3 separate regions of the Mus musculus genome follow, and all the other regions are linked to region 1. The links are chromatin loops, found by intact Hi-C in ENCODE. Cell type or tissue: left cerebral cortex. All regions are shown on one strand.

The links. Hi-C counts contacts between places; a loop is a spot of excess contacts. Peaks named below come from ENCODE experiments on the same cell type or tissue, not always from the same donor. Only the 100,000 strongest peaks of a DNase experiment are listed, where the experiment ranks them.
Region 2: a loop joins it to region 1, with 10 times the contacts of the local background. A loop is called at or near these places in 23 of 42 quality-filtered maps.
Region 3: a loop joins it to region 1, with 2.5 times the contacts of the local background. A loop is called at or near these places in 5 of 42 quality-filtered maps.

Annotation. Positions count from the first base shown.
Region 1 is chr7:69,489,472-69,493,471 of GRCm38, forward strand. It overlaps Gm38584 (a long non-coding RNA gene), which reads right to left and starts at 1,566. Exons shown (of 3, transcript XR_882201.1): 1 at 1,201-1,566. In left cerebral cortex, a CTCF peak has its summit at 1,503 (motif pointing right); a DNase peak (open chromatin) is centred at 1,520; H3K4me3 peaks cover 246 bases.
Region 2 is chr7:70,333,055-70,337,054 of GRCm38, forward strand. The region is part of intron 1 of Gm29683 (predicted gene, 29683); the gene reads right to left. Among named protein-coding and RNA genes, the nearest start is that of Gm29683, 2.8 kb to the right of the region's middle. In left cerebral cortex, a CTCF peak has its summit at 2,073; a DNase peak (open chromatin) is centred at 2,061.
Region 3 is chr7:68,979,748-68,983,747 of GRCm38, forward strand. No RefSeq gene overlaps it. Among named protein-coding and RNA genes, the nearest start is that of Gm23795, 30 kb to the left of the region's middle. In left cerebral cortex, no CTCF peak of the experiment used is centred here; a DNase peak (open chromatin) is centred at 1,548.

The DNA of each region.
Region 1 (4,000 bases):
AAAATATTCCTTAAAATAACAAACCAATTCAGACACTATTCAAATGACCAAATAGCGTTTTGTTTTGTTTTTTTTTTCTAGCGAATAAAAGTAGAAGTGTTAGTTTATGAGGGAATTTTAGTTTATTTTGAATTTTTTTTAAATTCTATCTTCATTCTATAAGATTTAAAATAAGGTTCCCACCATTATAAAACACTTAACACTGGTTCAAATTGGTTAATGTGTATTTCCATATTTTCAGCAAAATACCTACAGTTGTTTATTGATTCTAATAAGGCAAGTATGGAGTTATTATGAAAAGAACCAGCAATATCCAGAAATGAGTTAGTGTTTAACATCGGTCCTCTAGTTTGGAGAATGAGGAGTGGCATCATCAGCATGTCTGTTTTATGTCTGAGTTTTCATAAGTGTAAATACATAAGAACAGATGCACACCATGAGTGCATGCTCAAGTTATTGTATATATGATGCACGGTTAAAATTTTAATTAAAGCAGTTAGCTACGATTCTCCATTTAGCAGCATGCAAAGTGAGTAATTATACTTGTTGAGAGAATCTAAAGAGCGTCGTGCTAGCTTTTGTGCAAGACTGGTCCATGAGCCCTGAAATAAACACCTCTGGACCACGAAGAAGTAGTCAAGGAGAAAATTCAGCAAAAATAGATGATAGATAGACAGATAGATAGATAGATAGATAGATAGATAGATAGATAGATAGATAAGTGTATGTGACTCCTAACCATTACCCTGCTTGGCAATGTAGCATTCATGAGTCATGTTTCTAATTGATATTACAAAAGATCTAATGTCCTTCTTGTGTCATGCACATGCCTGCAGATGTATTTTAGCCAACAAATTTTTAAAGCAATATGTGATCACCCTTCCATAAGATGAGAACCTTCAACCGGGAACATCTGCAGAGTGTCTAAAGGGAGTGTTTGTACAGACAGTTTTAATTTTAAAGTCCTGTTTAAAAGAAAACTGTGTTGGATACTTTAGGATTACATTGATCATGCAAAAATGATTGTGGTCATGGGATGTATTCATTCCTAGCGTGGAAGGATGCATTTAGTTTATGGAGAAACTAAAATATTTTTTGCGAAGTGGAAGGAAGAAAAAGACAAAAAGTAAAAGTCCCTCAGCGTAGAGCAAAGTGGGAGAAAGAATAGTCCTCCTGATGCTCAGCGCACTGGTGACTCACCTTCCTCAGTGAATTTGCCCGAGAATTTTCCTCGGCTCCATTTTCTCAGCCAAGTTTGCGGGTTTCTGATCCTCCATCATCACGACCCTCCACTATGAGAGAGCACCTGGAGAGTGTCATTGATCACTACATTTAAACTAGCACGTTTCGCCAATAAATAATTGTTTCTTGATTAATAACTAGAATTGGGTTCATACTTTTTATTTTCTTCATATAAAATCAGTGAACCTCATAATCTGCCCAGATCCCCACATTAACCTGAAAAGGGCTTACGAAGTCTCAGTTCAGTTATGGCCCTTTCTGATTTCGGCCACTAGGAGGCACTGCAGCCTGCTTTATGAGGGACCTGGGCTCTGGTGAAGTGAGTGTTGCACACAGCCATGGCTCCAGTGTCATTCCCTATTTAATGGCTGTCAGTGAGGGGGAAAGACAACGTGGCGGGTAATTAAAACCAAATTGCAGGCAGGAGATGACTGCACAAGAATGATATTGTCATTAATACTGATTTAACATGCACCTGGGTAAGGTGAGGGAGCGCGGCAAGGGAATTCACACTGAAGCCAGGGTTGCCTGATTTAAAGATGTAGTGTTTCCAGCTGAAGCATGTTTAAAAACTGAATAAAACCATCATATTATGACAGTAGAAATAAAACAGAAACAAATGTTCTACATATGTCTGAGAAAAGGGGGGAAAAAATCTCCATTTCTTCTAGCCCTGTGGACCAAGCATGTTTCTTGTCATCTGAAGTTCAAAAGTATTTTTGCTGACCGGTTTTCTATCATCATTGGCTCCTCCTGTGTGGGTTTTTTATCTATCCGTGGAGTTTTGTTTGCACTGTGGAAAAGGGACATTGAAGCAAACATTGCTGATTTGAACATACACACACACCGAGAGAGAGAGAGAGAGAGAGAGAGAGAGAGAGAGAGAGAGAGAGAGACAGAGACAGAGACAGAGACAGAGACAGAGACAGAGACAGAGACAGAGAGACAGACAGACAGAGAGAGGGAGAGAGAGAGAGAGAGAGAGAGAGAGAGAGATGTTCTGAGAAAGGTGATCAGTCCTGTGCACATTTTAGGAGATTTACATGGCATGTTCATGTGTTTTCCACTCATAATGAAAACTCTATTGCCATTGAGGTTTATAATGGAATCATCAATAAATAAATAAATTCAATTTTGCTTATAAGATACAGGGCTTTTGCCTTTCTGAGTTAAAAATCTCAAACACAGAACAGGCTAAGTTAAATTCCAATATCCTTAAAATTATTTGCCTTTGGAGTTTAAACCGATACCTACAAATCTTAGAAAACAGTTTCAATTAAGCATTCTGCTTAATTTAAGACAAGTGAGCGATCGGCCGTCGTAGGAAGTGTGCTCTTGACCAGTTTATTTCCGTGGCGAGGCTCAGGTGAAAATATACAACTGTCCCTTCAGCAGAAGAAAAGGCCTGGTTGTTCAGACCATGCACAAATTAAAACATCTTATTAAAGGGTTATGAGGCATTTCAGGGAGAGAGTGCACCAAAGTTAAACTTGTTTATGGAAGGGGATAAATGGTTATAATTTAGCCTGTGCCTGGAAGGTCTGTGCTGACTGATAAATCTCCTTCCGGTTTCACCTTAAATGAAACGTGTGCATTATAGAAGTGGTTATCCTTCTGCCCGGTGCCAAAAGAGATGAATCATTAGGGATGTCACAGAGATTTATAATCACACCATAAAGAAAGTAAATTCAAAGAGCATTCCTTCGGCAATAAAGAACATATTATAGACAGAGAGCTCACTGGACAAGGTCAGATAGGGAAAACGATCAAATGGTGGAGCTGCTGAATGTAGACAATCAGACTTGTTTTAATACCCTAATCATGATATTTTTCCCACAGTGCTTTGCTATTAACACTTTTAATGGGTTTCACATTGGCAGACCTTTTCTTTCTATATTTATTTGTTGGTTTGCTGTTTCATTCCTTCATTCCGAGCCATGGTAATTAGACAGCAGAGTTAGTAATCATGCAAAGAGAAAGAAAGCCTCATAATACTGCAAAAAAAATTTTTTTAAATGTGTAAATAAAAAAAAAAAAAAAAAAAAACCAAGGTAAGTGGGAACAGTCGTCCTTTTAAAGGAGTGTCTCTATACAATTGCAAGATTGGATCTGCCGGTGGTGGCTGGTTTTTAAGAGGATAAAGTAAAAGATGCTGCCCAAAAGAAACTTTATTTCACTTGCCCTTTAGAAAATGTCAAAGAAATTCTCCAATAAGGAGACTTTCTGAAACCGGGACTCTTGCTGGATGGTGACCCAGCTCAGGCCAGGCACTCTCTGACACCTCACCTCCAGGCAGGAGAAGAAACTGCCCTTTGGATGCCAGATGGAAATTCGTTTTCAAAATCTGTCCCCACATCTGAACTGCAAACCTCTGCACCGCCTCTCTCCACGCGAGTCTGAATTATCTGGGATCAGTAGCTTTTATGAGAGGAGGGGAAAAGGCCTGCCTGGTCTCGGAGGAGAAATTCGGAGACAAGGAGTATCCTTCCATTTCAGCCAATAGAGAGAGAGCAGAGCATTGAAAGCCCTGTTGTTAAGGAGACTTGCTGACATGAGTAAGAGGGAGAATTATTTGAAGGGAAGGGGCTGCTTTGTGATAATGAATACTGACTTAGGGACGGCTCTGGCCGGCAGGTCCTCATGTTCTACGTGGTCGGCACCAGGGCACATGTGTTGGGGACGTGCAGGGTAACTACGGCTTGCCTGCCGATTTTCACCCCATTTACTTTGCGATGGATCCTGGCATTCACCGTCTTCT
Region 2 (4,000 bases), 840 kb after region 1:
CAGCAACCTTCACCTCAAACCTGCAGACACCTGTCATTTCCTACCTATAGGGCTCGGATCCTCTCTCCTTGTGGAGACCAGTCTGTGTCATAGAGAGCATGAAGCTTCCTCTTGGGCCGAGAAAATTGAGAGAGAGAGAGAGAGAGAGAGAGAGAGAGAGAGAGAACGGGGGTGGGGGAGTATTTTCAAAAGGTAACATTCATGGAGTCTTCCAAACCCCTGACAGACTGTGAAACAGAGCCTGCTCTCCCTCTATAATGTGACATTCAGAACTTTGAGTGACTATAGCCTCCCCGAATTCCTAAGGCCTGTCATCTGCCTGGCCTGGACACACTACCTTAAGCCAAATCTATCACTAGTATGGGAATTCAAGTGGAAACCAGCAGGCTCACCAGCATGTCCCCCTTTGGCTCTTTGTGGGCCTTGATCCTCCCCTCGTTCCTTGCCATTCCCCAGACCAAAGCTTCACCGCTGCTTCACGTTGCTGACAGGCCAACTGCAGCCCAGTGAATGCAGCCCGTTAGGTGGCCAAATAACACCCCCCCCCCGTTTGTCTTTCTCAACGCTGATTTATAGCAATCGACAGGGTAAAGGCTCCTCTGACATCATTATTTTTAAAAGATGTCTATTTCTCATCCGTCACCTTTCATCACTTAGCACAAATAAATACTTAAATGAATTGGAAGAGACTTTCAGATCATGTTTATAATTCTTGGTTGTCCGTTAACATTCCTAATGACCTGGTCCTCTGAGTTTCTCTAGAGTCCTAAGTTGGGTTCAAAATCCTGCTGTTTCTGCTTTAAAACTTCGACGAAAGTGGGTGAAGTGGGGGCTAAAAGAGACACACAGTTAAGCTGCAAGTTTGCAACACTGTGAGGAGGAAAAAAGTTTCCTGGCAGCCTGAAGGTACAGGCCACTGGGGAAGGAGAACATCGCATGGTTCAGGGGACCCACTAGACCCGGAAGCTGAAAAGAGGCCCTCAGAGCATGGGCACAAATTTTGCACGACTGTTGGTCCTCGGAGCCACACTGCAAAACCACAGTGACATCTCCATTATACAGGAGTGCTGCGCAGAGGGACTACCGCCACTATTACTTCTATCATCATTTCCAAAGAGGTCTAAGGGGCATTTCCTCTCCTGCGTCTTTATTAGCCTTTATGAGCCTGAGACTCGGGAAATGTAGAAGCGAGGTGAAAACGAAATCGCATGGATTGAAATCCATGCAATAAATCAAAATTGTTTCTTCACTTTTTTGCTGCCATTTATTTGGTCTCTCTCTCTCTCTCTCTCTCTCTCTCTCTCTCTCTCTCTCTCTCTCTCCCTCCCTCCCTCCCTCCCTCCCTCCCTCCCTCCCTCGTCACCAATGGGTTGCAAAAACTAACGAAATAAGGGAATGAAAGAAAATGTACAGAAAAGAAAACAGAAGAGAAGAAATGGCAGTAAAGAAAAAAAGAGAAAAAAGATCCAGTTTGGAAAACAAAATGAAAGCCATGGGATGCACGAATACACCCCCCCCCCACACACACACACACCCTTCTTCTTATTCCTCATCCTCCTCTTATTTCTTGTTTCTTCTTTTTTGGATGGGGTGGGGTGGGGGTGAGAGGGTGGGAGACTAAGTCGATAGAGCCCAGTGGATGGGGAGAAACCTCCTCCGTGAATTTTAACCAGCCCACCGCAGATAGGGAAATAGGGAGGATGGCTCCGGCCGAGCTCTCTCTACAGCATTCTAGAACCGCTCCGGACCCATCAAGAGTTGGAACTTTAGAGATTCCAGGAAGATTCAACACAGAGCCTGCCCGGGCCTTGGCTGGTCTGCCCTCCCTGCAGCCACCCTCTCCCCTCCCCCCCCCTTCACCCCCAGAAGCGGCTTCGGGTCTTCTCTTACTCATGTAGGCCACTAGGCCTGAGAGAGTCTGAGTACCCCTGGACTCTGCACAGAACGTTTAGGAACTCTGCGTTTACATCGCTCCTGGACTTTACTGCCTTCCAGAGCAAACTCTACGAAGCTGGTGCTCAGCTGCGGAAACCCGGGCGCAGTGCAGTGCCCTGGAGCGCCACCTCGCTTCGGAAACTGGAATAACGCGACCAAGCCTCCAAATCTCCTGCAGCCTAACTCGTTCTTTTTCCTTATTAAAATCTCCAAAGAAGCCGAAACACACAGGCCTCTTTCCCCACTGGTGCAAAAGAACACCATCATCTGTGACCCACAATTCTCAAAGGAGATGCGCAAAGGAAAAAAAAACACAGAAGCATACGTTCACAGCTCAACGGTCGTCACCTAAGCTGCATTCAGAGAAAAGATAAAATGAATGAGACACATAGTCAGGAGGCCACCAGTTCAGGCTGCGGTGTGTTTAAGTCATTCTGCCGTGGCCCATGCCTTCCATGAAGCGGGGCCTATGAAGCTATAACCTCCCAGTTATGATTTCCACAGAAATCCATTCCTTCTGACCGCTGGGGTTTCACCGAGGCTTTGCCAGGACTGTGGCTGGCCTATTGGAGCCTGGTTCCTCTCCATTTTCAGACATAATCAGAAAACGCAATCCTCAGCACGTCTGCCTTTCGACCAATGAAAGTAACAATGGCCAGGAATTATGAATTACACATTCTTTTCCTCCAATGTGCAACTGACTATTTGCCCTTGTTTCAACCAGTTGGTCAGTTAAGGTGTTTATCTTCCTTTAAATATATCCACTGGACTAGACTATAAAATACACAGAAAATTAACTCACTGCTATGCTATGGTGAATCTTTGTTTCATTTTCTTTTCACCCCAAAGCCAAGTGTAATAAGAAACAACACCCTTTCCATGCTGAAAATAAATTTTGAATGTAGAGTGCCTTGCTTTTGGGCCAGCGAAGAACTGTGTGGTTTATCTGTTTTGAAAGCGACATGGAACTTCCATCTAATGTAGTTTTTACTTATGTGTTTGACCTCTCTCTAAGTGTCTCTCTCTCTCTCTCTAAGTCTCTCTTTCTCTAAGTCTCTCTCTAACTCTCTCTCTCTCTCTCTCTCTCTCTCTCTCTCTCTCTCTCTCTCTCTCTCTTGTGTGTGTTTAGGGTGTTCAACTAGATTCCATGGGTAAAATGATGGCCAGCCTGAGAACTGTGGGTGAAGGGAGAGATGGTGGTGGTATCTAAGCCCCCTTTATTTTCTACCTGAGCAAGCCAAAGTTAGCCTCTTAGGAAAAATTCTGTGCTCCTTGGGGTTGGTAGGGTAGTCTCTGGGCAGCCTGGGCAAGAGGCGGTGTGAGTTCTCTGCCTCTCTACAACCTGTGCTCCATGCACGGCAGATTAGAAGGCTCTCAGTGCTCCCGCTCAGAAATTATAGGGCTGCACCAGGAAAATAGCCAGTTTAGTTTTCTGGCTGGCTTGTCCCTTTTCTACTAAGTTAAAACAGGTTCCTGAGAGATCATACTAGAGAGAGATATCTCACATTCCTAGCAGGATTTAAGGGGCATCTTTCCAGGGGGCAGCTGTAGAGGCATGACCAGGTTCTTGGGAGTTCCTAGGCTTTGAGGTGAGAATGCTAACTTGTGGAGAAGATGGTTGCTGATAGATCTAGGAGCTAAGAGGCAATTCCTGAGAGGGCCCTAGCATCCACTGAGCAGTGGCAATAAGGTGCAGAGACAAAAACAGACGGAAGAAAGTTCACAAGAACCTCAAGCCCCAAAGCTTCAATTTGAAGGAGGTTCTGAGTCCTAAATTGGAAACTTTTACTCTTCTCTCTTTCCCTCTTTCCGGTCCTCTCCATTTCTTTCTCTTCCACACGGCTCGTCTCAATTCATATTTTCTGAGAGCAGCCACCCCCACTCCCACCCCACCCCCACATACAGGCATACGCACACAAAATAAAGCCCGAGGATTAAAAAATGATCTTCTTGCTATTACACTTCCTACCGCAAGATGCGGTGCAAGAGTTAGTGTAACAGCTACTGAACACAATGCTTCCCCCACGCAAGCCATGCATGCAGAGGGTGTTGCTAATGACTCCTG
Region 3 (4,000 bases), 510 kb before region 1:
CTTGTATATTTATTTAAAGGCTTGCTGTAATGCATATTATTAAGGATGACAATCATGAACTTGCTTGCATTGTTTATTTTGTAAATACCCATAATGGAGCTCTCAGAAACGGAGATCAGCTGCCCCCTTGGCCATGATGGCCGACTGCTGGGAAGTGACTGCCCAGGGGCCCTTTATGACTTGGGTTCCTGACCTAGGCCTTTCACAATTTATGCTCTTAGAATATTTTTAAGTCCACGTATAAAAATTCCCCGTGCAAACATCTGAAATGAACTATGAGTCTACTACGCAAAAGTCCTATGGTAGATTACATTTGGATGTCTGTAATGGACTAGCACAGCAGCTGTGCTCGGGGAACTAGAAAGATGTCAGATATGGTGTTTGTGGCCATCACGTGCAGAAAGGACCCCAGGATTTCTGAGCTGCAGACGATCTACTTCAGACTGGAGGCTGGTAATTTAATTAATGTGTGCCTCTGACGCTGAGGCCAAGAAATGGAACGGGCAAACCCACCTCCCCGCATGAGACCCGAGGCGGCTCTCCCACTTTATTTGAATCCTTTGAATTTTAATTTCCCATTTTTACACTAACTCGTAGAAACTTCACCTGGACCTTCTGGCAGCATTTTGACCTTTCCTGGCTCTATCTCAGTATTTGAATCATTTGGGCTTTGGATTATGAACACAAGACACAGAATGAAGACAGGCTCTGAGGGGCAAGTCTATCTGGATTTGACCTGGGTAGCTGAGTCCTCTTCCCACTCGTTTCTCCACCGCTTGAGAGGCTGAGGCTGAAAATCCCAGGAATGAAGATTCTAAGAAACACCTTCTGCAAAAGAAAAAAAAAATGTTTGTTTCTGTAATTTTATAAACCCTTGATTTAACAGAACTTAAAAGGCACCTCACATGGTCCAGAGGCTCTGAATATCACATCTGCTTTTAATATTCTTGGGTGTCTTGGGCTTTTTTGGAGTCGGTTTGATGCTGTCTTTTGTTGGAGGACAACTGCTGTATTCTGTGATGCAGGGAGTTGCCAGTTCAAAGGATACAGCCTTACTTAGGCAATTTCTTTTCCCTTGCCCTCCCCCACTTTCTCAGTGTTTCCTTTTGTTTTTGGAGTTGGGGGCTTTAAAACAGTCACAAGAGGCTCTCAGTATATTTTCTTTGAAGAACAGCTCTTTATAACAATGATAGCAAAATTTGTAGTCCGGTTTGAAGTTGAATGGGCAGGGGAAAAAAAAATACTGTTAAGACCACCACCGTTTGTCCTGAGCCAGGTAAATGAATGCCTGAGACTCAGTACTGGAGGGACAGGTATAATGACTGTGAAGCAAATTTCAAGTGTCTTTCGCTAATTTTCATCTGGACTTCTTATGTTCAGGAGTAATTCAACACTCCTAGGTGAACTTCCCTACCACGGCTGATTATGTTAAATATCTTCCCTCCCAAACTCAGTGTGGGCAGTGCTTTAAAAGGAGCCTAGATTCTGAACATTTAAAAAGGCTCTTACTCATTCAAATTGAATGTTAGATTAAAGAGTGGGACATCCGTGGACGCGAGAGGAAAGCTGGCCTTCTGCGTTTGTCTCAGACAATGATTTCGGCTAGATGACTGTGTTTTGTGGAGAAAAGGATTCGATGGGATATTGACAGTCTCCTATCAATAGTTGAGCCCTAGAGGCCTGGCTGTTTGGGCCCACACTGATTGACTGTGCCTTAATAGACATGTAATTGTTGACAAATACTTTCCGATAGACTGTGGCAATACCCAGCCAGACAAAGGAGGCTTCCGGGTAATAAGAACCAGCACAGAGCCATTTGTTACAGGCAAAGCCTTGCCGAAGAAACGACGTATGCTAAGAAAGAAGCTCTGGAGAGAAAGAAGCAAGCTTGACAACCCTCTACCCACGCAGCCAAACCTGGGTGACACTGGTGAAGCCGCAACAGTAGTAAGAAGAATTCCTGTTGTGTTTATGGGTTTTCTGTTGTGTACAGCTTGGTTTCAAAGTCTTAGCTTTGCCTATGTTAAGCAATTATGCATCTGTATATCATATATGTGTATGTGATGCACATATATTGTACACACATCCCACACATGTACATATAGGCAGAGTATGCATATGATTTGATATCTAGAATCAAATTTCTTTAGCTTGTGTATGGCATTCTAAAAATCTATCCACAGTAGTTCTAGGAATACAATAGGCTATTCAGGCAATTTCAAAGAGCCTCGGGCATTAATAAGAATACTGGACAAAACTGAATTTGGATGTAAGCCCCAATTACTACTAAATATCAGAGGAGCCTGGAGCTGTCCTTACAAAACCTGTACCTAAGAACATTTTGGAATGTCGAACATATTCTTGTGCTGTCTGAGCAAGGCTAGCATTTGAGATCTATGCCTGGCTGAGATGCTTCTCCTGAAAGTTGGTCTCACAAGATGCGCTCCCTGGGTCCCCTCAGTTTCCTTTATCTCCTACTGTGGGGGCTGTACTCTCAACTACAGGAGGCCAGTATTGCTTTTAGCTCCCAACAGGGGCATGCCCACAGTGGGACAATGTGATATTATTTTGATCGGCAAGCTAGTGTAAGCTAATATGCTACAGTCAAAGGCAAAGAGAGTTCAAGTGCAACCCCAGCCTCACTGTAGGCAAGCCTACAGTGCCAGCCAGAAGAGCAGACCCAGCTAGGCCTAATGTAATTCATGACACAGCTCTCCACACAGGGTCCTGTGAGTGCATCAAGGTGACACCGCAGGCCGTCTCCTGACATCCCTTGTGAAAGGGAACCAGCTCATGCCCCAAAGACCTTGAGTCCTGCCTTTGATTCTTATCGATCAAAAATGAAGATTAAATCCCATATCATAGAGCAAGGCAAAACCTGTGCTTTCTATGTCAACTTCCAGGAACCCCGGCGAAGCCCTTTAAATCATCTTTTTATGCATGAAGGAGAGCCCAAGTACACATGTATTCCAGAAAGAAGGACAAAGTGGACAAGCAGATACAGGGCTCTGATAACTTCCAGTCATCTTGGCAGGGGGATGAGCCAGATAAGAATGCTCTCCCTACCTGATATCAAATCCAAGCCCATAATTAAGATTAAGATTAATTTGTGGGTGGAAAGGAAAGATTATGTTTGAGGCAAGCTGTAAGCATTCCTAAACAGTCAGGCTTCTGCAAACAGCTGCCTCAAAATGTTGTGTGTGTGTGTGTGTGTGTGTGTGTGTGTGTGTGTCCATTAATTCAGAATTACTCCAATTACAAGCTTTTGATGCTCTGAAACCCTCTCTCTAACCCAAAAGAGATGGAGAGCCCTCGGACTATCCAATCAGATCACTTTCTCTGCTGCCTGCAGCAGATGTAAGCAATTTACTTTTTTATTTCTGCATATTCAGTGTGAGCGGAGCTGCTGGGGACCTTTCACCCCAGAGCCTGCAGGATTCTAACCCTATCAAATTAAAGCATTTTGCTCACTTATTCCCAAACGCTTTGCCGGTGCTAAGCAGACATCCCGCTGCATAGCAATGGCGGGTGTTCGTGTCCACTCATAGCCCCAGTCTAATCACAGATTATTAAGGAAAATATACAGTGCTTTAATTTGATGAGATTGGTTATAGGTAGTGCAGTTAAAGGTCACACTCCTGCGTGTATCTCCCTCTGTCTCTGTAATATTTTCTTCTCGCTTGACAATCCTGAGCTGCAAACAATAGGCCAAGGCGACACATTTATTTTTGACATGCTGTGATGGGCTCAATAGGGATAAAGATGAATTATTTAAAGATTGCATAAACAAACATCTTGGGCCAGGTTTTGGTTACATCTTTCCTTTGTGCTCTGTGGTTGCTGTTGCCTTAAAAGGACCTCTTCAAGAAATGCACCTCCTTTGGTCAGAAACACATTTGGATGGAGAACCCAGATAGGCGGTTTCCAGATGGCTGGGGCTGCCCCCACCAACCCCTATGATGGCTGCACGGGGAGGGGAAGTACTGGCTGCCCCAGCACC